Regions from separate parts of the Homo sapiens genome. Here all the other regions are linked to region 2. Evidence: chromatin loops called from intact Hi-C (ENCODE). Cell type or tissue: dorsolateral prefrontal cortex. All regions are shown on one strand. Links, peaks and the distances in the headings refer to the core of each region. The heading gives the core; the rest is flanking DNA.

The links. A loop is a pair of places that touch in the nucleus more often than their neighbours do. Peaks named below come from ENCODE experiments on the same cell type or tissue, not always from the same donor. Only the 100,000 strongest peaks of a DNase experiment are listed, where the experiment ranks them.
Region 1: a loop joins it to region 2, with 4 times the contacts of the local background. A loop is called at or near these places in 3 of 110 quality-filtered maps.
Region 3: it touches region 2 in a loop (2.8-fold over the local background); 2 of 110 quality-filtered maps call a loop at or near these places.
Region 4: it touches region 2 in a loop (3-fold over the local background); 2 of 110 quality-filtered maps call a loop at or near these places.

Annotation. Positions count from the first base shown.
Region 1 is chr16:17,407,232-17,412,231 of GRCh38, forward strand. All of the region lies in intron 1 of XYLT1 (xylosyltransferase 1), which reads right to left. Among named protein-coding and RNA genes, the nearest start is that of XYLT1, 61 kb to the right of the region's middle. In dorsolateral prefrontal cortex, for the core only: a CTCF peak has its summit at 2,862; a DNase peak (open chromatin) is centred at 2,850; H3K27ac peaks cover 1,434 bases.
Region 2 is chr16:16,859,101-16,864,846 of GRCh38, forward strand. No RefSeq gene overlaps it. Among named protein-coding and RNA genes, the nearest start is that of NPIPA7, 480 kb to the left of the region's middle. In dorsolateral prefrontal cortex, for the core only: CTCF peaks have their summits at 2,548 (motif pointing right) and 2,748 (motif pointing right); a DNase peak (open chromatin) is centred at 2,561.
Region 3 is chr16:17,127,213-17,132,212 of GRCh38, forward strand. XYLT1 (xylosyltransferase 1) reads right to left here. Exons shown (of 12, transcript NM_022166.4): 10 at 454-649. Among named protein-coding and RNA genes, the nearest start is that of XYLT1, 340 kb to the right of the region's middle. In dorsolateral prefrontal cortex, for the core only: no CTCF peak of the experiment used is centred there; a DNase peak (open chromatin) is centred at 2,956; H3K27ac peaks cover 421 bases.
Region 4 is chr16:17,060,304-17,066,049 of GRCh38, forward strand. No RefSeq gene overlaps it. Among named protein-coding and RNA genes, the nearest start is that of XYLT1, 410 kb to the right of the region's middle. RefSeq lists an enhancer at 2,048-3,247. In dorsolateral prefrontal cortex, for the core only: no CTCF peak of the experiment used is centred there; a DNase peak (open chromatin) is centred at 2,974; H3K27ac peaks cover 1,268 bases.

The DNA.
Region 1 (5,000 bases), core at 1-5,000, 550 kb after region 2:
CAGGTGATCTGCCTGCCTCGGCCTCCCAAAGTGCTAGGATTACAGGCAGGAGCCACTGCGTCCAGCCTATTTATTCTTATTTTAAAAATTTATATATATGTGTATATATATAAGGGGTATAACACAGCGTTATTTTTAAGGAATAAGAGATATTTTGCTTTTCAAAGTGCCTGCTAAGCCCAGTGACATACGCTTGGTTAGCAATCACTAAATGTGGACACATTATAAATCCTCTATATATTTTATAGAGATGGGGTCTTGCTATGTTGCCCAGTATGGACATGCGTTCCTGGGCTCAACTGATCCTCCTGCTCAGCCTCCCATGTGCTGGGATTATAGGCATGAGACAGCAGCACTCAGTCTCTTTGTTTATTTCTCTGCCTGCTCCCCACCCATCTGTGTGACCCCTACTAAAATAACCACTGCATGGTGTTCAAGGAAGAGTATGGCCTTGGGATTCAGGCAGGTCTGCATTCTAACCCAGGGCCTTCTACCTTCTGGCTATGTGCCCCTGAGCAAGTAACTTGGCCTCTGCTATGGCTTAGATGTGTGTCCCCTCCAAACCGCATGTTGAAATTTGATCCCCAGTGTTGGAGGTGGGGTCTAATGGGAGGTGTTTGGGTTTTGAGGGTGGATCCCTCATGAATAGATCAATACCCTCCTTCTATTAGTTCTGCAAGAGCTGGATGTTTACAAACAGTCTGGCCTTCCCCTCCCTCTCTCTTGCTTTCTTGCTTACCTGTAATATCTGCACATGCCAACTCCCCTTCACCTTCCACTGTGAGTGAAGCTGTCGGAGGCCCTCGCCAGATGCAGATGCCTAATCTTGAACTTACCAGCCATCAGAATCACAAACCAAATAAACTTTCTTTCTTTATAAACTACCCAGCATCAGATATTCCTTTATAGTAATACAAAATATACGATGATAGCCTCTCAGAGCCTCAATCACCTGCCCTGGAAAATGGGTACAACACCGAGTTCTTTTTAAGGAATAAATGATGTTTTGCTTTTCAAAGTGCATGCTAAGTAAGTGCAGTGACATACGCTTGGTAAGCAATCATTGAGTGTGAACATATTATAAATTCTCATGAAATCTAAGAGGCAAAGCCCTGGGAATATCACAATATTGATCTTCTAAAGTCAGTATCAGCTTTCTCATGGCTCAGACTCACTCCTGAGTTTTGTGCTTGGATACTTAACAATTGCTCACTCCTAAATTTCCTAACTAGTTCCAGCTTCAAACTGGAAAAATTCCTCCAGTGTATTCAAGCCTCGTTGCCTAGCACCACAATATCCTTGGTTGATGTGCTTCTAGGTGCTAAAAGAATAGGCCGGGGATGGTGGCTTAGGCCGATAATCCCAGCACTTTTGGAGGCCAGGGCCGGCGGATCACCTGAAGTCAGGAGTTTGAGACCAGCCTGACCAACATGGAGAAACCCCATCTGTAATAAAAATACAAAAATTAGCTGGGCGTGCTGGCACAGGCCTATAATCCCAACTACTCAGGAGGCTGAGGCAGGAGAATCGCTTGAACCCAGAAGGCTGAGGTTGCGGTGACCCAAGAGATCGCACCATTACACTCCAGCCCGGGCAACAAGAGTGAAACTCCATCTCAAAAAACAAAACAAAACAAAAAAAAAGAGTAACGAGTGTTAGATATTGGTGGGGGTGGCATCAGAAGGACTTTGTGTGACATTCCCAGGTCTGTTCTGAGCGCAAAGGCCAGATTTAGACAGCGTTGAGAACCCAAATGAGGCTCTAGAAACTGGTCCAAACAATGTGCCCATAATGACACGTGTCAAAACCGAAGAAGGCCTTAGTCAGGGGAAAAAAGATGCAAATTACAAAGACCTTTTTCAGAGCCACCACCTTCTAAAAGTGAACAGAAGGAGCAGGAAGCTGCCAAAGTGTACCAGAACCTCCTCCTTCGACGCTAGAAAGAGTAACAGGTCAAGCTCCAACTTGCAATTCAGTTCTATTTTGAAGTTTACTGGAAAGCAGAAAATAAGAAGGGATTTGAGAGAGGCCGGCAGTTTGAAGGCAAGGAGGAACTGAAATAAACACATTAGACCCAAGAACACAAAAGTCCTAGCAGCTTGGACCTGCTATTTCTCGACAGTTCCTCCAGGCTCCTCATGCATAAGCCAATCAGCAATGATGTGCATATTTCAGCAATGATGTGCATAATATTGATCTTGAACCACAGCGATCTTCCTAGTTCCTTTTGCCAGGAGAAAAGATGGGGGTGGCCACACATTTGAGAAAGAAAGTCCATTAACATTACCCAAGTTGGTTTTGAAGTATTGAGACACTTTTTTTTTTTTTTTTTTTTTTAGATGGAGTCTCACTCTGTTGCCAAGGCTGGAGTGCAGTGACGTGATCTCGGCTCACTGCAACCTCTGCCTATCGGGTTCATGTGGTTCTCCTGCTTCAACCTCCCGAGTAGCTGGGAGTACAGGTGCCCGCCACCACGTCCGACTAATTTTTGTATGTTTAGTAGAGATGGGGTTTCACCATGTTGGCCATGCTGGTCTCGAACTCCTGACCTCAAGTGATCCACCTGCCTTGCCCTCCCAAAGTGCTGGGATTACAGGTGTCAGCCACCACACCCAGCTGAGACACATTTTTAGGGTGTGTGTATGACCGAGTTTTATGGTTGCAAACAAAAGACTCCATGCTGCCCAGTTCAGGCATAAAAAGAATGTCCTGAATAATGCAAGATGATGTATAGGATGCTTGGACAACCAAAGCCAAATGTGGAGGCTCTGCTGTGGGTGATCATGTCCCAACCACACGGACACTGACCAGCACAGACCCTGTCCCTGCTGCTAATGAGTTCACACTGCCACCACCAGGCACAGACCCAAATCCTTGACCGCTGCTGGCTGCCCCTTTTGCCAGAATGGATTCTGTACCAGGCTAGTTTCCCCACATAACTTGCTCTTTCAGGAAATCCAAAAGTATTGATACAAAAGGTGTATTAGAGCCATAAGTGCATAGAGAGAAAAGCGGGTACATTAAGCTTTGATTCTCCACTGCCTGTTGTAATAGTTTGTTTTCACGTTGCTGATAAAGACACATCCGAGACTGGGCAATTTACAAAAAGAGGTTTATTGGTCTCACAGTTCCATGTGGCTGGAGAGGCCTCACAACCATGGCAGAAGATGAAAAGCACATCTCACATGGCAGCAGACAAGGGAAGAGAGAGCTTGTGCGGGAAATTTCCCTTTTCAAAACCATCAGATCTCATGAGACTCATTCACTATCACGAGAACAGCGCAGGAAAGACTCACCCCCATGATTAAATCACCTCCCACTGGGTTCCTCCCACGACATATGGGAATTGTGGGAGTTACAATTCAAGATGAGATCTGGGTGGGGACACAGCCAAACCATATCACCTGTCATTACTTTTTTTTTTTTTTTTTTTTGAGATGGAATCTCACTCTGCGGCCCAAGCTGGAGTGGTGTGATCTTGGCTCACTGCAACCTCTGCCTCCTAGGTTCAAGCGATTATCCTGCCTCAGCCTCCTGAATAGTTTGGATGGCAGGCGTATATCAGCATGCCCGGCTAATTTTGTATTTTTAGTAGAGACAGGGTTTCACCACGTTGGCCAGGCTGGTCTCAAACTCTTGACCTCAAGCCATCTGTCCACCTCAGCCTCCCAAAGTGCTGGGATTACAGGCGTGAGCCACCATGCCCAGCAGCCTGCCATTACTTTCATTAGCACCAGGCTTCTTGCATATTTTACAGATTGCTGTCAATGGTCTAATAAACAGGTGTGTTAACACATCCAGCAGTAAAGAACCGGGGCCCTCGAACCTGCCTGCCTGGGTCTGAACCCTGCTCCCCAGCCCTTACTTGCTGGAAGACCTTGGGCAAATTATTCAACTCCCATCTGAGAATATTATTCATAACAGCACCCACCTCATGGGCCAGTTGTGAAACTTACAGAAGTCAATTTAAACCAAGGACTGAACATAGTACTTGTAATATGAGTTTGTACAAAAGTATCAGTTGCTATTGTTGATGTTGATAATAAAAGCTAAAATAACATTATAACCCCCTTCATGGTGGTAGTTTCTTCATAAGCTGCCATTAAAGCAAAGAGCTACCTACTTAATACAATTTGCTCCCTAATTAATTAATTATATCTAAATTTCATTGTATTGTGTCATTCTACAAGGAATGCTGCTACTATCACCTTGGGCTGCTAAAAAAATGCCCAGTCACTAAAAAAAATTGCTTAGACGGTATTCTCTGTCATTTCTCCCAACGAATAGGCAGTTTATTATTTTTTGAAGAAGTCTTTTGGCTGTGACAATGGGGCCTCATAACAATGAATTGAGAACAATCACTTCCAAACAGCAGCTGAAAACACCCCTTGGTTGCCTCTGAGTTTGGGGGTCACTGATCAAGAGGGTGACTTTTCTGGGACCTCTGATCTCTTAATAGTTGTAGTTCAACAAGAGCAGTTGTGGTACATTCGGCTTCACCTTCATCGTGGGAGAATGACCAGATGCCTACCTGGTTTTAAACCACAGTCAGGGGCTCCGGAAACTGTCCAAGAAGAAACTCCGGTGCCCTGAAGGCCTCTGATGAGCAACAGAGTTACCTTACTGACTGATGGACACAGTTAATTCAGCTGCTAACTCTCAAATTCTACTGCTGACTCACAATCCGGCTGCCCATCACTAGGTGGCCCGGAGGCCTAAGGTGAAAAGGATGTTGTCTTTCTCTGGGCACATTTTCAGAAAGCCCATTTAAACTTCTTGGTGGGGCAAGAGGGGGCATAAAAGGGGGAACAAGATCTTCCACATTGCAATATTCATGTTTTAATTAGCGAGTGTCCAGAACCTCATATCAACTTGATTTGAAGGGCATGTGTAAGAAGTATACCTACAACTCCTTCTCTGAGCCCCAAAATGGCCCCCAAAAACGCTCCGCACAGCTCCTGGGGTTGAAGATCCTGGTGAGGTGCAGTTTGTTCTCACAG
Region 2 (5,746 bases), core at 403-5,402:
AGAGACGAGGTCTCACTATGTTGCCCAGGCTGGTCTGCAACTTCTGGCCTCAAGCAATCATCCTGCGTCGGCCCGCCAAAGAGGGACCCCACTCCAAAGCACTGGGATTACAGGTGTGAGTCACTGTGCCCAACCCCTACTGATACTTTAAATTCAACACATGTGGGTCAATTATGTTCCATCCATCCCCTGGATGTGCTCTTCACCCACCTCCACCTTGTTCCTTCCATGGCAGATGGAGTCATTGGAACGTCATCACCTCTGGCTGGGTTTGACCAATTAGGAGGAGAAAGGAGAGAGGAGGGAGGAGTGAGGCAGGAGTGGGAGGCTGCAGTGTTCATCCCCTAAAGGTGGTCTCCGCCGGATTGTGTTCCTCCACCAAAAGCCTGCTCCTTTCTAGTGGCCTTCTGTACCTACACGACTCCCTCTTTCCAGGTCTTGGCAACTATTCCCTGTCCTTGTTCCCCCAAGCTTGGAGGCAGTGGCAGCTCCTCCACTGCTGCTGGCCTCGGGTGACTGCTCTCACCCTTGCAGTGGTTCCCTTGCGGGAGATTGGCATCACCTGGAAACACATTAAAATTGCAGACTTGGGGCTACCTCCCAGCCCTTCTGAGCTTGAAATTAGGGGTGGGGCCCAGCAGTCTGCATCTGTTTTTAATTTTTATTTTTATTTTAAGTTCTGGGGTACATGTGCAGGATATGCAGTTTTTGTTACATTGGTATACATGTACCATGGTGGTTTGCTGCACCTGTCAACCCATCACCTAGGTATTAAGCCTAGCATGCATTCGCTATTTTTCCTAATGCTCTCCCTTCCCCTAGCCCACCCCTGACAGGCCCCAGTGTGTGTTGTTCCCCTCCCTGTGTCCATGTGTTCTCATTGTCCAGCTCCCACTTCTAGCTGAGAACATACAGTGTTTGGTTTTCTGTTCCTGCATTAGTTTGCTGAGGATAATGGCTTCCAGCTCCATCCAAGTCCCTGCAAAGGATATAATCTCATTCCTTTTTATGGCTGCATAGTATTCCATGGTGTATATGTACCACAATTTCTTGATCCAGTCTATCATTGATGGACATTTGGGTTGATTCCGCAGTCTGCATTTTGACCAGATCTCTAGGTCTAGGTGATTCTGAAGCACGCTCATGTTTGAGCATCACCAAACTTCACCTTTCCAGCTTTGAAATTAGTAACAAACTCTTCCAATTGTGCCAAATGAACATTTCCTCTGTTTTCTATTGTGATCCTAATGATATAATGACAATAATAATAATAGAATTCAGATCCCCGGCATAAAAGTGACCCTTGTCTAGGGTCTCTTTCTCAATGAATGCAACACCATGGGACTTGTTCTTACACATCTTTTAACTCTGCACCTACCAGCCTGTGTGGTACATTGTAGGTGCTCAGTAAAGGCTCATTTCAACAGAAATTTCATTTTTTTACCCTCATGGTTTTGTGCCTTTCCCAACACACCGTGTATACATCCATTCATCCACCCAGGAATCACCATATGGGTACTGGGGATGTACAGCCAAATATGATATTGTGTTTAGTCTCATGGGTCTTATGAGTTAATGGGTGAGATGTCAGCTGTCTGAGTTTCAGTAACACCATCTATTAATGGATCATAATATTACTGACTCCATGGGGTTGTTGTGAAGATGAAATGGGATAACGCACAGAGTGCTCTTGGCACGGTGCCTGACATTGAAACTATTCAATCAATTTTAGTTTTATTACTATTGCAGTAGTTGATATAGCTTAAGCCTGGCTCAAACAGAGACGAGAACATGATTTGTGGGCATCTCTCCACGCCATGGGTATAAGCGTCTTACAAGTTACAGGATCATTAAAGTACTTTGTAAATTACTTGGCATTTCATAAGGCGTTTATTTTTATTTTTTAATTTTTGTGAGTACATAGTAGGTGTATATATATATGGGGTAAGTGAGATATTTTGATACAGGCATGTAATGTGGAATAAACACATCAAGGTAAATGGGGTATCCATCAATAAGGTGTTTTTATATTTACTGATCTGGCTATTATTCTTGTCCTCGTGTGATATCTCTGTCTTGTTTATCCTCTTCAAGGCTACCCTGTAAGTTTCATTTTGACCTGCTTTTATTCCTGTGCAAAAGTTAGCCAGCACAAAAGAGTAGCTTAATAATTTATTCTGGATTGAGACGCCCTTAGGGTCTGTCCATTAATTTCTTCCCTTCCAAAATGACTATAATTTTTTATTGTTTTTATTGGTTAAAAAGATGTATGTTCATTGCTTTAAAAAATGAAATGATACAAAGCGGTACAAAGTACAAAATACTTTATCAGTTGAAATAAATCACTCAGAGATACCTCTTTTAACATGTTGCTGAACCTTTTCCTTGAAATATCATTATACATTTCTCTGCAACTCTATCTAGTATTTCCATGTTACATGAATAGGGTCATTCTATGGAGCCAGCTCACTTTTTAGCCAGAAACTATCTGAGGAGGCTCTGGGAAAATTTCGTCTGGGGAGGCGCGCTTGCTCTCCCACAGGACCACCAGATGTCGCTGCTTCTGAATTTATCAGAATTTCCTGTCCCCAGGGCAGGCTGCAGAAATTAATGCTCAATGTTCCAATCCTGGGCCCTGGTTCGTACCATCCCTCTGGCCTAGGGCTGAAGATGAATTGATTTTGTTTTCAGTGACACCTGCAGAGGGCAAAAGTCATGCCCACACTGTGACATGGAGTGAACCTGTAGTGGCTCTTGGACTGAACAAGTTCTGACATGTGTGTTGGTTATGTTTGCACCTGTTTTCTCCTCCTCCCCCGTCCCCAAATTAGATCGTGAGATCCCTGCAGGAAGAGACTGAGTCCTGTAACCCAGAGTTCTCTTTCTGTAAAGCCCTCAATACCTGTTAAGTCTCAATTAAGAATAAGGTAGCTTGGGGACCTGGCATGGTAGCTCACACCTGTAATCCCAGCACTTTGGGGAGGCCCAGTTGGGTGGATCACTTGAGGCCAGGAGTTCGAGACCAGCCTGGCCAACATGGTGAAACTCTGTCTCTACTAAAAATACAAAAATTAGACAGGCGTGGTGGGGCATACCTGTAATCCCAGCTACTCGGGAGGCTGAGGCAGGAGAATTGCTTGAACCCAGGAGGTGGAGGCTGCAGTGAGCTGAGATCACACCACTGCACTCCAGCCTGGGCAACAGAGTGAGATTACATCTCAACCAAAAAAAAAAAAAAAAAAAAAAAGAAAAAAGAGATGGTGGCTAGGAAAATAGAGGCTAGAAAGAAAAAAAAAAGTAGGTGTTTTGAAAGCAGAAAACAAAGTATAAAAAATTATTGAGCTGGGAGTCAGAAAATCCAAATTTTACATTTGGATTAGGTCTTAATTCACTGGCTGACTTTGGACAAGCCTATTGACCTTTCTGGGGTCAAGTTGGTTTATGTATAGGAGGTTGGATAGAATGATCTCTCAACCTCTATTAGCTCTGACCTCCTTGGATACAAAAGTTCTTCTTGTCTTTTGTTGTTGTTTTTTGTTTGTTTTTGGGATGGGAGGATGTCAAATTGCATCTAGAAGTGAATCATTGGGCACCGTCAAGAAACCTGGGGAACTCAGGTCCTGGGGCATCCAGGGCAGGTCAGGCCTGAGGCTGAGCTGCACTTAACAATCCACCCTCCTTGCAGGGCCATTGGCGCCGGCCGCACCAGCACAGCCCATACATCATTATTAGATTCCCTTCATCATGCTAATTGACATGGGATGAAAAATATCCAGTGAAGGAAACAGCAAATGCTTTCACATTCAGCCAGGGCACCTGGCAAATGGGAGAAACTGCTGTAAAAGTTAACTGAGATTGAAAACGGGCCTACTAATATCTTGTAGGGTGAATGTTTCCTGTTGCCGGGAACTAGTTCGGATTGGCAATGTGAGTGAGTGGTGGAGACAGGGAGGGAGGGAAGCTTGGGGTACCACGTGTGAAGTGTAGAGGTTGGGGGGAACCTTTTAAGACAGTTTAGGTTCAGATGCATGGAGAACCAGACAGAACAAATAAAGAAGGATAGAGAGGAGAGAGAGGGAGCTGGTCTTGTCTCCTCTAAACTGTAGTGATAATTGTACCCCCTTCTCAGTTTGAATTCTGTTGAGAATTATTTTCTCAAGAAGAGTCCAGTATTGGGTGGAGGGGAATGTAGAATTCCTGGCTCTAGACCAGTCTGGGGGTAGAGGAGGTTGCACCCCAGGGGACATTAGGTAATGTCTGGAGACATATTTGGTTGTCATAAGTTGGGGGCGGGTTATATTAGCATCTCCTGGGTAAAGGCCAGGGATGTGGCAAAACATCCTACAATGCACAGGGCCACCCCCTCCCACCAAGCACATAATGATCCCGTCTAACATGTCAATAGTCCTGAGGTGAGGAAGCCCGGCTCTAAAACAATGTGTGACTTTGCACAAGTAACTAAACACCTCCGGGTGACTATTTTATCAATCTACGTGACAAATTTTACATGGTATGGTAGATTGCTGGCAAAAATAGCCCAAATTCTCCTCCATGTCCCCCCTGGCCATTGCAATATCACTTTGCAGCTCCTGCTATCAAGACATGGAGTCTGTTCCTCACTCTTTGAATCACGGCTAGCCTGTGTCTTGCTTTGTTCAGCAGAATCTGCAGAATTGGTAGCACCAAGTCTAGGCCTCAGAGGCTTTGCACAGTTCTGTTGTCTCCTTCCGAGCCCTGCTCTCCTGTGTGCGTGAGCCTGGGCTAATCTGCTGGAGGATGAGACACCACGTGTACAACAGGCAAACTGCCCTACCCTGTCTATGCTAAAAATACAATTGCTAAAAATTGCAAGATACAGTCCAGCCTAGAGTAAAACTATCTACTGACCGAGGACCATGGACTGCAGACCCTAGCTGAGATAAGAAAACCCACCCAGGTAATCCATAGTTTCCTGGGAGATAACAGATTCGTACTTTTTTTTTTTTTTTTTTTCCTTTGAGATGGAGTTTCGCTCTTTTACCCAGGCTGGAGTACAGTGGCACGATCTTGGCTCACTGCAACCTGCCTCCTGAGTAGCTGAGATTACAGGCACCCACCACCATGCCCAGCTAATTTTTGTATTTTTAGTAGAGACAGGCTTTCACTTGAACCCCTGACTTCGTGATCCGCCCACCTTGGCCTCCCTAAGGGCTGGAATTACAGGCGTGAGCCACCATGCCTAGCTCCAGATTCTTACTGTTTAACCCACTGAATTTCAGGGTGGTTCATTATGCAACAATAGCTAGCTAATATGCAAGGTCTTGAAATTAAGACTCAACGGTGAATTCCAAGGGGAATGGGAAACATCTCAAGATTTGCTTCCTTTGTTAATAGCTGACATTTTCCTAAGTCCGATAGCTTTAAATGAATCAAGATGTGCATAACTGCATCCTTTGATACCCAATTAATGGAGCTGGGCAAGTTCTATCTGGAGACAAGTTTGCTAAAGGTTAATTTTATTCACTTTTATCAGGACAAGTTGCAGCAATCAACTCTGACTTAAACAATAGCGAAAGGGCATTGGTGAGGACACCAGGAAGCTGATGAATACACAGCCTTCAGCAACATCGGGAGTCAGAGCTGCTCCAGGGATCTTGGCAGGAGGGATTTGTGGCTCTCCTTCCAGAATGCTGTCAAGGGTGACAGAGGCCTAAGCACCTTTCATCCTCATGTAATTTGTGCTCCAGATTTGAAGACCAGGGTGGAA
Region 3 (5,000 bases), core at 1-5,000, 270 kb after region 2:
CGAATCCAGGTGTGCTAAAAACTGTGGAGACAAAACCACAACTAAGCATAGGATTTGTGGCCAAAGAGACCTAGGTTGAATTTTGAGCTCTCCCACTTCCTAGCAATCCAGAAAATCTTTGGATCTCTATAAGCCTCAGTTCTCCATTCGGTAAAATGGGACTAATATTACTGACATTGGTTTAGGAGTCATCACTGGAAAAATTCAGAGGAGCAGAAATTCTACCCTAAAAAATACAACTGTGTTCCAGTTGGTTTGATCCTCCCCTGTTTAAGATGCTGGTGCCAGTGACTGGGGCCGGAGAACCTTCTTCGGGCACAGGGTTAGCTTATCTTTAGGGATCTCCAAGTCCTCTTCTCCTCCATCTCCAACTAGAAGTGTCAGATAGTGGAGTAGAATCTGGCCGAGGGAAATGCAAAATACAATGAAATGTGACAAGACCTGGCCTCTTACCTCGGAAAACTGAAGCCTCCCAAAGTCACTGGGTGGGCTTGCGATCTTGAAGACTTTTTTCGGCATCACCCAGGTCTCCAGAGTCTCTAGTTTGCTCACAGCCAGATTGGTAGCATGATGCTTGATCAGAAAGCCCTGGAAGCGGTCAGCAAGGAAGTAGAGGTGCACAGATGCTGGGTGGCCCATTGGGTAGTATCTGAAAACACAGGCGCTCATGCATTAGGGCCCAAGGTGTGTAGGATCACAGTGAGGCTCCCCACCCACCAAGCTAGTTTTGTTCCTAAAGCAGTCCCCATTGTGCACAATGCCTACTGTTTTCCTTGCGTCCTCTGTATCTATGATCTCAATGACTATGAATACTTTTTTCTTCTGCTGATTATGAATGAAAAACATGCTGACTGTAGGAAAGTACAACAAAGAAAGTGAAATGACTACTTTCCATGCCTCTTCCCATACATAATGTCCATTCACAGATATTGAGTCCTCTGGTGCTTGGTACCGGGCAGTGAAAATGGTGTGTGAACACTCATATTGATGGATTTCCCTTCGGCCTTATTTCCTATGCATCTATTTGCATAAATACTATTTGCATAAATACTACATAGTTGGCATCTATCTATCCTAGCTATTATTCTGTCTTCATTGTATAGTATTTCCTGAGGATTATCACATCTTTGAAAAGTCTCTGAAGACACGATTTTGTATGTGTTGATGCTCGGTGTGTTTCATCATAGTTAATACCAGATTTGATAGAGCAAGTTCTCTAGCATTGGATGATAACTCTAATTTTTTGCTTCTCTAAACAATGCTGCATTCAACATCTTTGAGCAAAACCTTTCATTCGTCTCTCTCTCTGTTTAAATGTCTGAGGCTCTTCGTGTCTGCAGCTTAACTGTTTCAGAAGTACTGATTTATTCTCTCACAGTCCTTACCACTTACACTGGTTATCATCTTTAACCATGATTGCCAATCTGAGATAAACACACATGCACATACATGCAAAAGTGGTTTGTTGTTTTAAAATGCACGTCTTTGATCCACAAAAACTTGCTGGCTGAAAAGGGCAGGGAAGTGAAGCAGAGATGTCCGGAGAAAAGGGGGAAGCAGATGGCAAAAAAGGAGTACCTCGGAGGAGACCAGTTTGGTATATTTCCTACTTGTCAGATAAATAGCTGCCGCTTCTGCAATGTGTAAATTGCACAGCTTTATAAGGCGCTTGTGGGTCCTTCATAATAGCATTTCACAAATCATTGTCCCTGCTCAGCTAAACGCAGCCTTCCCTCTGGTCCTGATCTGGAGTTTTAAGTCTTTATGTCCAATTATAACAGTTAGGGAAGCTGCCTTCCTGTGTTCACACATCTCCTGAAATCATTGCCTTGTTACTGGGATGCCTTCCAGGGAGCATAGAAAAAAAAAAAAAAAAAAAAAAAAACTTGAACAGTCTTCAGATGGTTTGTTGGGCATTCACCGTTCATGCAAACCTGTTTTAAATCTGGACTTTGGGAGTGGAAAGTCCAGCGACTGTGCTGTCATTCTACCACTGCAGCAACATCTAGGCAGGGCTATCACATAAAACCTCCTGCGATGACAGAAATATTTTATTTATTTATTTTTGAGGCAGAGTCTCACTCTGTTGCCCAGGCTGGAGTGCAGTGGCATGATCTTGGCTCACTGCAACCTCCGCCTCCTGGGTTCAAGCGATTCTCCTGACTCAGCCTCCTGAGTAGCTGGGATTACAGGCATCAGCCACCATGCCCGGCTAATTTTTGTATTTTTAGTAGAGACGGGGTTTCACCATGTTGGCCAGGCTGGTCTCAAACTCACTCCTGACCTCAAGTGATCCGCCCGCCTCGGCCTCCCAAAGTGCTGGGATTACAGGTGTCAGCCACTGCGCCAGGCCAAAAGCTTTTTATTTCCATAGGATTTTGGGGAACAGGTGGTGTTTGGTTGCATGAGTAAGTTCTTTAGTGATGATTTGTGAGACTTTGGGAAAGCTGTCTCCCAACCCACTAGCAAAGTGTGACTGTTCAGCCCTTGAAATATGGCCAATGTGACTGAGGAACTGAATTTTAAATTGTATTTAGTTTTAGTTAATTTACACTGAAGTAGCCACTTGTGGCTACCGTATTGGACAGCAAAGATAGTCATGAAAGAGCCAGTGGTCACCTGCATTAATGTCCCAAATCTCCCATCTCCTTTATCTTATGCTTTCTTCCATGTGACTTTGCAAGTTTCCTTGTACCCGGGAGGCAGAACCTATTTTTCTACCTCTGGAATCTTCTTTGGACAACAGAAAGTGGTAGAAGGGCTGTCACGTCAGTTCTGAGCCAGGGCCTCAAGATGCCTTGCACATTTCTGTTTGCTTTCTTGCTCTTTTGAGGTCACCATGAGAGCATGCCTGGGCTAGCTTGCTGGAGAAGGAGACATTTGAAACAGCAGAGCTACGCCAGTTGTCCCAGCTGAAGCCATCCTAGGCTCAGGCAACTATTCCCAGCCAAGGACCACAGAGCCACCTCCCGACTTGCAGTTGGCTGCAGATAGGGGAGCAAGGCCTGCCCATACTGGGAAAACTGTCCAGCTGATCTGCGAACTTGAGCATTACATGAATGCATATTGTTTCAAAACACTGATTTGGGAGTTGTTTGTTTCACAGTGTTATCGTGACAATAGACAAAGCACTGCCAGTGTGTGTTCTGTGAGGTGGGTAAAGCAGGAGAATTTGCTGTTACGGGAGTCAAAGGAAGAGAGTGTTTCCAGAAAGCAGCAGTCCAAAAAATTTAGAAGTCAATCTTTGATTACTTGCCTCCCTTCACCTTCTTTATATTTTTTGAGATGGAGTCTCTGTCACCCAGGCTAGAGTGCAGTGTCGTGAAACTGGCTCACTGCAACCTCTGCCTCCCGGGTTCAAGCAGTTCTCCCTGACTCAGCCTCCCGAGTAGCTGGGATTACAGGTGTCAGCCATCACACCTGGCCCCTTCCATCCTCTATTCTCCTTACACACTGCCAGAATCCCGGTCAAAGCCACCATCCTTTTATACCTGGGCCTCTGCAGGAGCTTCCTTAATTGTCACCCTCTCTTACTTTTGCCCACTATAACCTGTTCCCATAGTAGCCACGTCCATCGTCCCTCACTTAAATGCCACAAGCACTTTGCTTCATGCTTTCAGTAAAATCCAAACTCCTTACCTGGTCCACAAAGCCCTACCGCTTTCTCTAGCCCCCTTTTGTTTCCTGCTACCCTAATCCACCACTTCCTTCCTCATTGCTGCCTCTGACTTGTCACTCTCACATGACTTTATCTTCATTTTTTGCACAGCATTTACCCTTATTGATCTTATATTCTGGTTTACTTGTGCTTAGGTACTGTCTGTCTGCACACTAGAATGGGAGGGCTTTGAGTTCACAGGCCTGGTCCGCCTGGATCAAGGCTGAATTCTCCGTGCCTAACACACAGGCTGACACACGATAGCTACTCAATCAGTACTTATTGAAGGAGTGAAAATTCTAGAAGGATTTTCTCTTGAACCTCAAGTTACATCTACAGTCCCTGTAACCAAGGAGTGAGCACAAAAGCCCTCTGATGCCTCATCCTGACTGTATTTGGTATCTAAGTAATGAAAACTGTTAATGTCTCAAAACAGAAAAATAATCAAGATGCCGCACAACCAATCATCATCTACAGGAATGCAACCGAAGTATTCGTTTGGCCCAAAGCTGTTTTTCTTTCTTATTTAAATACGATGAGCACTAAAAAAAATTAGGAGATTTGGTTGGCAACTCCATCTGCATTCCCACGGAATGTACTGGGGTTCAGCTCCATGGACCTCCAGGTTCCCATGGTCAGCCCACCCTGCAGGGGGCACACTGAGTGATTCTAGTGCTTCGTGCCTGCCCCGGAGGGCATTTGGGGACCTGCAATAAAATGCTGACATCCTTATTTCTGGATGGTAGATTATATGCAAACTTTACTCTGATTCTCTCAACCTGCCATTTCAGAAACTTCTGCAATGCATATGTGTTAGTTTATAATGAGAAAAAAAAATCAATAAACATTATTTAATGAAAGGTTATATTATAGACTGGAAAGGCACAATTTGCCTAAAATACCCAGATAAAATGAGACTGTTAAAGTTTTCACTTGCTGTTTCCCCACATGCCCCGGGGCTAGGAATCCATTCTCTTCTGCCTTTTGGGATAAGGGTCTTTTGTCCTGATTTATTTTCAGGCTCCTATTCATAAATACATTGGCTTTGCCCACAGCAAGGCACCACAGTTCCATTACAATAAAAAACGAGGTGGATACCAGAGGATTCCTGGCTCGAGGCAACGTGACGGCTCACTTCATTCCAAAATGAATACTAGGGAGCAACCTTCAACAACCCTAGATAAATTGGGGGTGTCTTTTGGAATTTCCTGTAAGATCATTTACCTTATACATTCTAGGAAGCCTGCAACTGTAATTATTATGGAACGACATTTGCCTTCCAAGTGGCAGGCACTGCACTGTCTACTGGGGATACATGCAGGGATTCTGCTTCCAGACTAGC
Region 4 (5,746 bases), core at 412-5,411, 200 kb after region 2:
CAGCGATCCTCCCACCTCAGCCCCCCCATGTAGCTGGGATTACAGGCATGCACCACCACGCCTGGATAATTTTTATATTTTTAGTAGTGACGGGGTTTCGCCATGTTGACTAGGCTGGTCTTGAATTCCTGGGCTCAAGCCTTGACCTCCCAAAGTTCTGGGATTACAGGCCTGAGCCACCGCGGCCAGCCTATTAAGGTATTTAATACTTCTGAACTGTACAATGGTTAATTAAATTAAGGTATTTAATACTTCAATGGTTATGCTGGTAAACTATATTTTATGTGTTTTTCCCTCTCCCTTGTGGTTTTCCCCTGCGGCCTCCTACAGGGAAAAGAGGGGAGGACCTATATCCTTCTTCGATATCATCTCTATCCTACAGCTTGTAGGATATGGTACAGCTTGTAGGATATTTTTACCACAATAAAAACTTCTTATAAAAAAGCATTGGCCTTGCACAAAAAGGCCAGAGTTCTAGCCTTTCCTGGCAGGAATACACTGCACTGGGATCCCTTGAAGCCCTAGACTAGCCCCCACATGCAGGAGATTTGGAATATCCTCACTAGACATCAGATGAACAGGGGTCTGTGTGACTTCTTTAATTTTCCATCACATATCTTGTCTTGCCCTAAGTTTCCATTCCTGCTGCTGCCTGGGACAGATATACAAGAGAAACTGGTTTTACATAATTTTTTCCATTGTAAATTTATTCTTGGCAAAGAATCAAACATTCAAATTCTTTCACAGGATTATTTCCTTTCTCTAGGTCTCTTTCTCCTTTGTCTCTTGAAGGTGACATCTGAGCTCGTAAAACAGTTTGTTTCTGTCCGTGTGCTGGACATCGTCCTTTCTGGCCTCTGCTGCAGAATTCTGAGTCTCAATTTGACCCTGAGTGCCCTGCACTGGTGTCCACTGCAGAGAAACTGCTCCTTCCTGATATTTTTTGAGCATGTTACTGATCGCCCCTGCTGACATTATAGATCTCTGCCATTGGCTCTGGTCCTAAGGTTACCTCATTCTGTGATCTCCTCACCCTAAGCCAGGCCTCTTCTGCTCTATCAATTCTCTCAGAAATTCTGAGCCCCTCTAAAAGGAAGGAGGCAGGGAATCTTGTTAGGTTTTTCTGCAGGATGGCTATGTTGGGGAGACACCATAACATCCTAATGTATGTTTGGGGTTGGCAAACATTGGCCCAAAGGTTGCTTGTCACATGACTTTGTAAATAAAGTTTTATTGGAACAGAACTACACCCACTCAGTTACATATTGTCTATGGCTGCTTTTGCAGTACAGTGGCAGAGTTGATCGTGGTGACAAAGGTTATATAGCCCGCAAGGCTGAAATATTTACTGTCTGGCCCTTTGCAGAAAAAGTTTGCTGGCCTTTGGTCTTTGTGGTGGAGTCCAGGGTTGTGCAGGACATATCCTATGTGGCTGTATGTGACAGCCCTGGCTTTCTGTACCAGGCTGTAGCAGGTGGGACTCAGTGAGGTCCCTCAGCCATGGCTGTCTGACCAGTGCCATTCCATACCAGCTTGGGGAATGTTGCAAGGAGTTTCTTTTTGGATTCCAGCTTTCTGTCATACCATTTGGGGTTTCCAACTTCAGGTTGAGGGACCCAGCAGTATCTTCATCTTTCTTTCTCAAAATGTCTTTTTTTTTTTAATCGGAGTCTTACTCTGTCACCCAGGCTGGAGTGCAATGGCGTGATCTTGGCTCAATGCAACCTCCGCCTCCTAGGTTCAAGCAATTCTTGTGTCTCAGCCTTCCAAGTAGCTGGGACTACAGGCACATGCCACCATGCCCAGCTAATTTTTTTGTATTTTTAGTAGAGATGTGGTTTTGCCATGTTGGCTAGGCTGTTCTTGAACTCCTGACCTCAGGTGATCCACCCGCCTCAGCCCCCAAAGTGCTGGGATTACAAGTGACAGCCGCTGTGCCCAGCCTCAAAATTTCTTTCTCCTGTGGTTTTCCCCCTTTGGACTCCCACCCCTTACCCAGGGTTGGAACTACTTATCTTCTTTGTAACAGGTAGGACCTATTGCCTTCTTCTATATCATCTCTATCCTACACCTTGTAGAAAGTCTCTATGCTCAGAACTCTAAGGGTTGCTTTAGAATTTAGAAATATACCTTTCTCTCTCAAGAAAGCCTGGACTATTGTCTCATGATGACATTGACAGCCTATTTTGGAAATCAAAAAGTAGACATTGCTCCATTCTCTTTGTGTTTCTGCTGCAACTATCCCAATCCTTCCCAAAGCAATAGATTCTCTGACTGGGGAGTGGAGGCATTCATATATTGCAAGAACATCATCTTCTTTGAGTAATTATATCTGGCACTGTGCCTGGATCAGAGTAGCTGATAAACAAATATGATCTTGTGGCAGAGGGCTACAGGAGAGCGTTAGCATCTAGATTCCTTGATCTAATATGAAACCCATCCAAAGAGAATGAGATATTCTGAAGAATCATTCTTTACAGCAGGAAACAAATTCTGCCTTAGAGACTGGACCCTACATTTTGTGAAAGGGACCTACGTCCATGACATCATCCAGGTGTGGCCAAGCCGTCATGGCATTCCAGGGAAGCTCCGGTTACAGCGACACGTTCTCACTTTTCCTTTATTTGACATTCAGCCACTCATATGGGGATAGCTTTCTTCAGTCACCATAACCACAGCCAGCTTACACATTTGTCTCTTTGAAATTAATCACTCTTTAGACTGCTTATTCTAATTTCTGCTTCCTGAAGGCAGAGCCAGCAGGCATCTCCACATGGTTTCTCCGTTCTCCAGCTGGAATTTCTGAAGGACACTGTGAGGCCACTTCCATTTCCGCTGCCTCCTGACCCTCTTCTACATCCCAGAGTCTACCTTACATCCCATGAATGGACAAGCAGTGGCGTATTTCTGACTGCGTGGGCTCCCTGCTGTCACAGGGCACTTGCTGTCAACAGAAAGCAGGTGTTCTGGGAAGACTGGAGGAGCTGTGGGTGGTGAGGCAGACACTGGGCTTGGCTCTGGAAGCCCGAACTCAGAACATTAAGCTGAACCATCTGAAGCTCCTCCACGAAACAGGTTGTGCAAGTCTCTCTTCCCCTCTCTATGGGTTCATGCATATTCATAATTAGAACAACTCCAGGCCGAAGATAATGATTCATGCAGGAAGCGCCATTCTGAACATTATTATCTGGGAGTGACAAATGAATTTCTAATTTAACATGTGTATTGCACAAATAGATCACAAGAACTTTAAAGTCAAAAGCATCCTTTGGAGTCATGCAACTTCTGTTGTAATGTAGCATAAAATGATAGGGGAAGGAGGGGATCTCCCACTGGTGGGCTGTGCATAGCGGTTCCCTTCAAAGCAGAGGAGAAATAAAAGGGGGTGAGATTTCAGACACTGTTTGAGTCTACTATAGAAGCCAATAACAATGACCAAGAATAAAACAACAGCGGCAACAACAAAAAGCCAGTCACTGGCACAAGCAATACCATTGTTTTGAGTTATTATTTGAGAATCAACAGAATCCTCCCTATTTTTTTCTCCTGCTGACAACAAAAACGGAGGGTAGGCCAGTTGGGTTCATTGGTTGCTCAATAAGAATCAGAGGGCAGTAACTGCAAGACAAGGCTGAAGAGGGAGTGGTAGAATTGATTTCAGCTGCATTTCAATACCGGTTTCATGTTGAAATACTAATTTATAGCATGATAATATGATAGCAACACTGTCTGCCTGGCTGCAAAGACTGGCCTCTTCCAGCTTGTCAAAGCTGACAGTCAAGCGTAAAATGGCTACTGTCAAGGAATGGCAGCTCTTTTAAGACTAGGTCTTAAGCCATTTCTTAAAGTTCTGTATTTCTGTCATCACTGTCCCCCATCTCCCAATCCCTTTTCTTTCTAAATGCTAGAATAAACTGGCTGCGCATTCTCCTACCTACTACAGCATTCACCAAAAGCCTGTGGAAAATTCATACTGTACTAGAGCCTGGATATCTACTTTTGATCTCTCTCTTCTCTTCTCTTCTCTTCTCTTCTCTTTTCTTCTCTATTTCTTTTCTTTCTTAGCTAATAATGTATTTTAAAATGTTAACTAATCATTTTATGTAAAATCAGGTGTTATGGTAAAGCACATTACTTTCATGACCTCATTAAATTCTCACAACAACCTATGACAAAAATGCTACCCTGATTTGCTGATGATAAAACTGAGGCTCTAAGACATAAAGTGACTTGCCTGAATTCACAGAGCCTGTGATGGCAGAGGCGGGAGTAGTGGAAACCAGTTCTGCTTGACTTCAGAGGCCACTCCTGTCATTCCTAAACTGGATATATTTAATGCTAAGGAGGCATGTCTTTTTAAGAATGTTTGTACAAATATTGATCGAGTGGAACCCTGGTGAAGGACCTTGCTTGGAACTGGACAGTCAGGTTCCCTGGCTTCCTCCAGCTGCCTCCCACCCTGTGGGATGAGGTGGTGACAAAGCCCAGAGGATGTGCTTGTCTGGGACGTAGATCCCTTCTGCACCACAGTCTGGGACAGTCAGGCTTGTACCCTCACCACTCCAGCCCCCAAGAAAAGCTTCTGCTTATCTCCCAGTAGTCCCATCTCTGAATGGAGCACCTCCCCATAACTAAACCAATCACTGAGCCGAGGCAGGGGATGTGGGGTGCTCTGATTGGCCAGGTAGTCACATGCCCCTTCCTGGAGTTGTGAACGAAGTTACCACCATCTGAATATGGTAGTCTGAGAATAGGAGAAAGGTCCCGGTACTTGTCAGGATGACTAAGGTGTTGTGAGCGGAAGCGGGAAGAAATGCCCCCAACACATGTCCACTGGACTTGTGAAGCTTCCCTGCCTCTCAACTCCTCTGGGCTCTGGGGGTTGTAGGAGAATGTATTAGGAAGAGACACAGAAGGGAATGGAAGATAAGAGAAAAACAGGCCAGGTGTGGTGGCTCACACCTGTAATCCCAGTACTTTTGGAGGCCAGGAGTTTGAGACCAGCCTGAGCAATATAGTGAGACCCCCATCTCTCCAAAAAAAAAAAAAAAAAAAAGCCAGATGTGGTGGTGCTTGTTGTCCCAGCTACTGGAGAGACTGAGGCAGGAGGATTATTTGTCTTCAGGAGTTAAAGCCTAAAGTGAGCTGTGATTGTGCCACTGTGCCCTAGCCTGGATGACAGAGCAAGACCCTGTCTCTAAAAAATTAAAAGGAGGGAAATACAAAAGAATCCTTTCAGGTAAGTTTGCTCGCAAACAGAAACACAGAAGTGGAGAAGAATCCGAAAGGGTTCCCTTCAACTCAAGAGAGAGAACACTTAGGAAGAAATGCTTTAAAAGCCCAGTTCTTGGTGGCAGGCATCTATAATCCCAGCTACCCAGGAGGCTGAAGCAGGAGAATCGTTTGAACCCGGGAGGCAGAGGTTGCAGTGAGCCGAGATCGCACCACTGCACTCCAGCCTGGGCGACAGAGGAAGACTCTGTTTAAAAAATAAAAAAAATAAAAAACAGTCCTGTCTTATTCCCACATCCCATACCCTGCAGACCATACAGCAGTGGTCTTCCACTTTTGTCCTACAGATACTTACGGCTGTGGGAGGGTTCCTCAGGATTCTCTGCAAAGAATGAGGTTGGGGTTCAGAAGGAAGCTCAATGGGTAGAGCTCACACTCTCTCCTGGTTTCCACCAGAGCATTCTGTCATTCGTCACCCATTTCTGCATTTTTCCGTAAGACCTTGTTGTTTTGT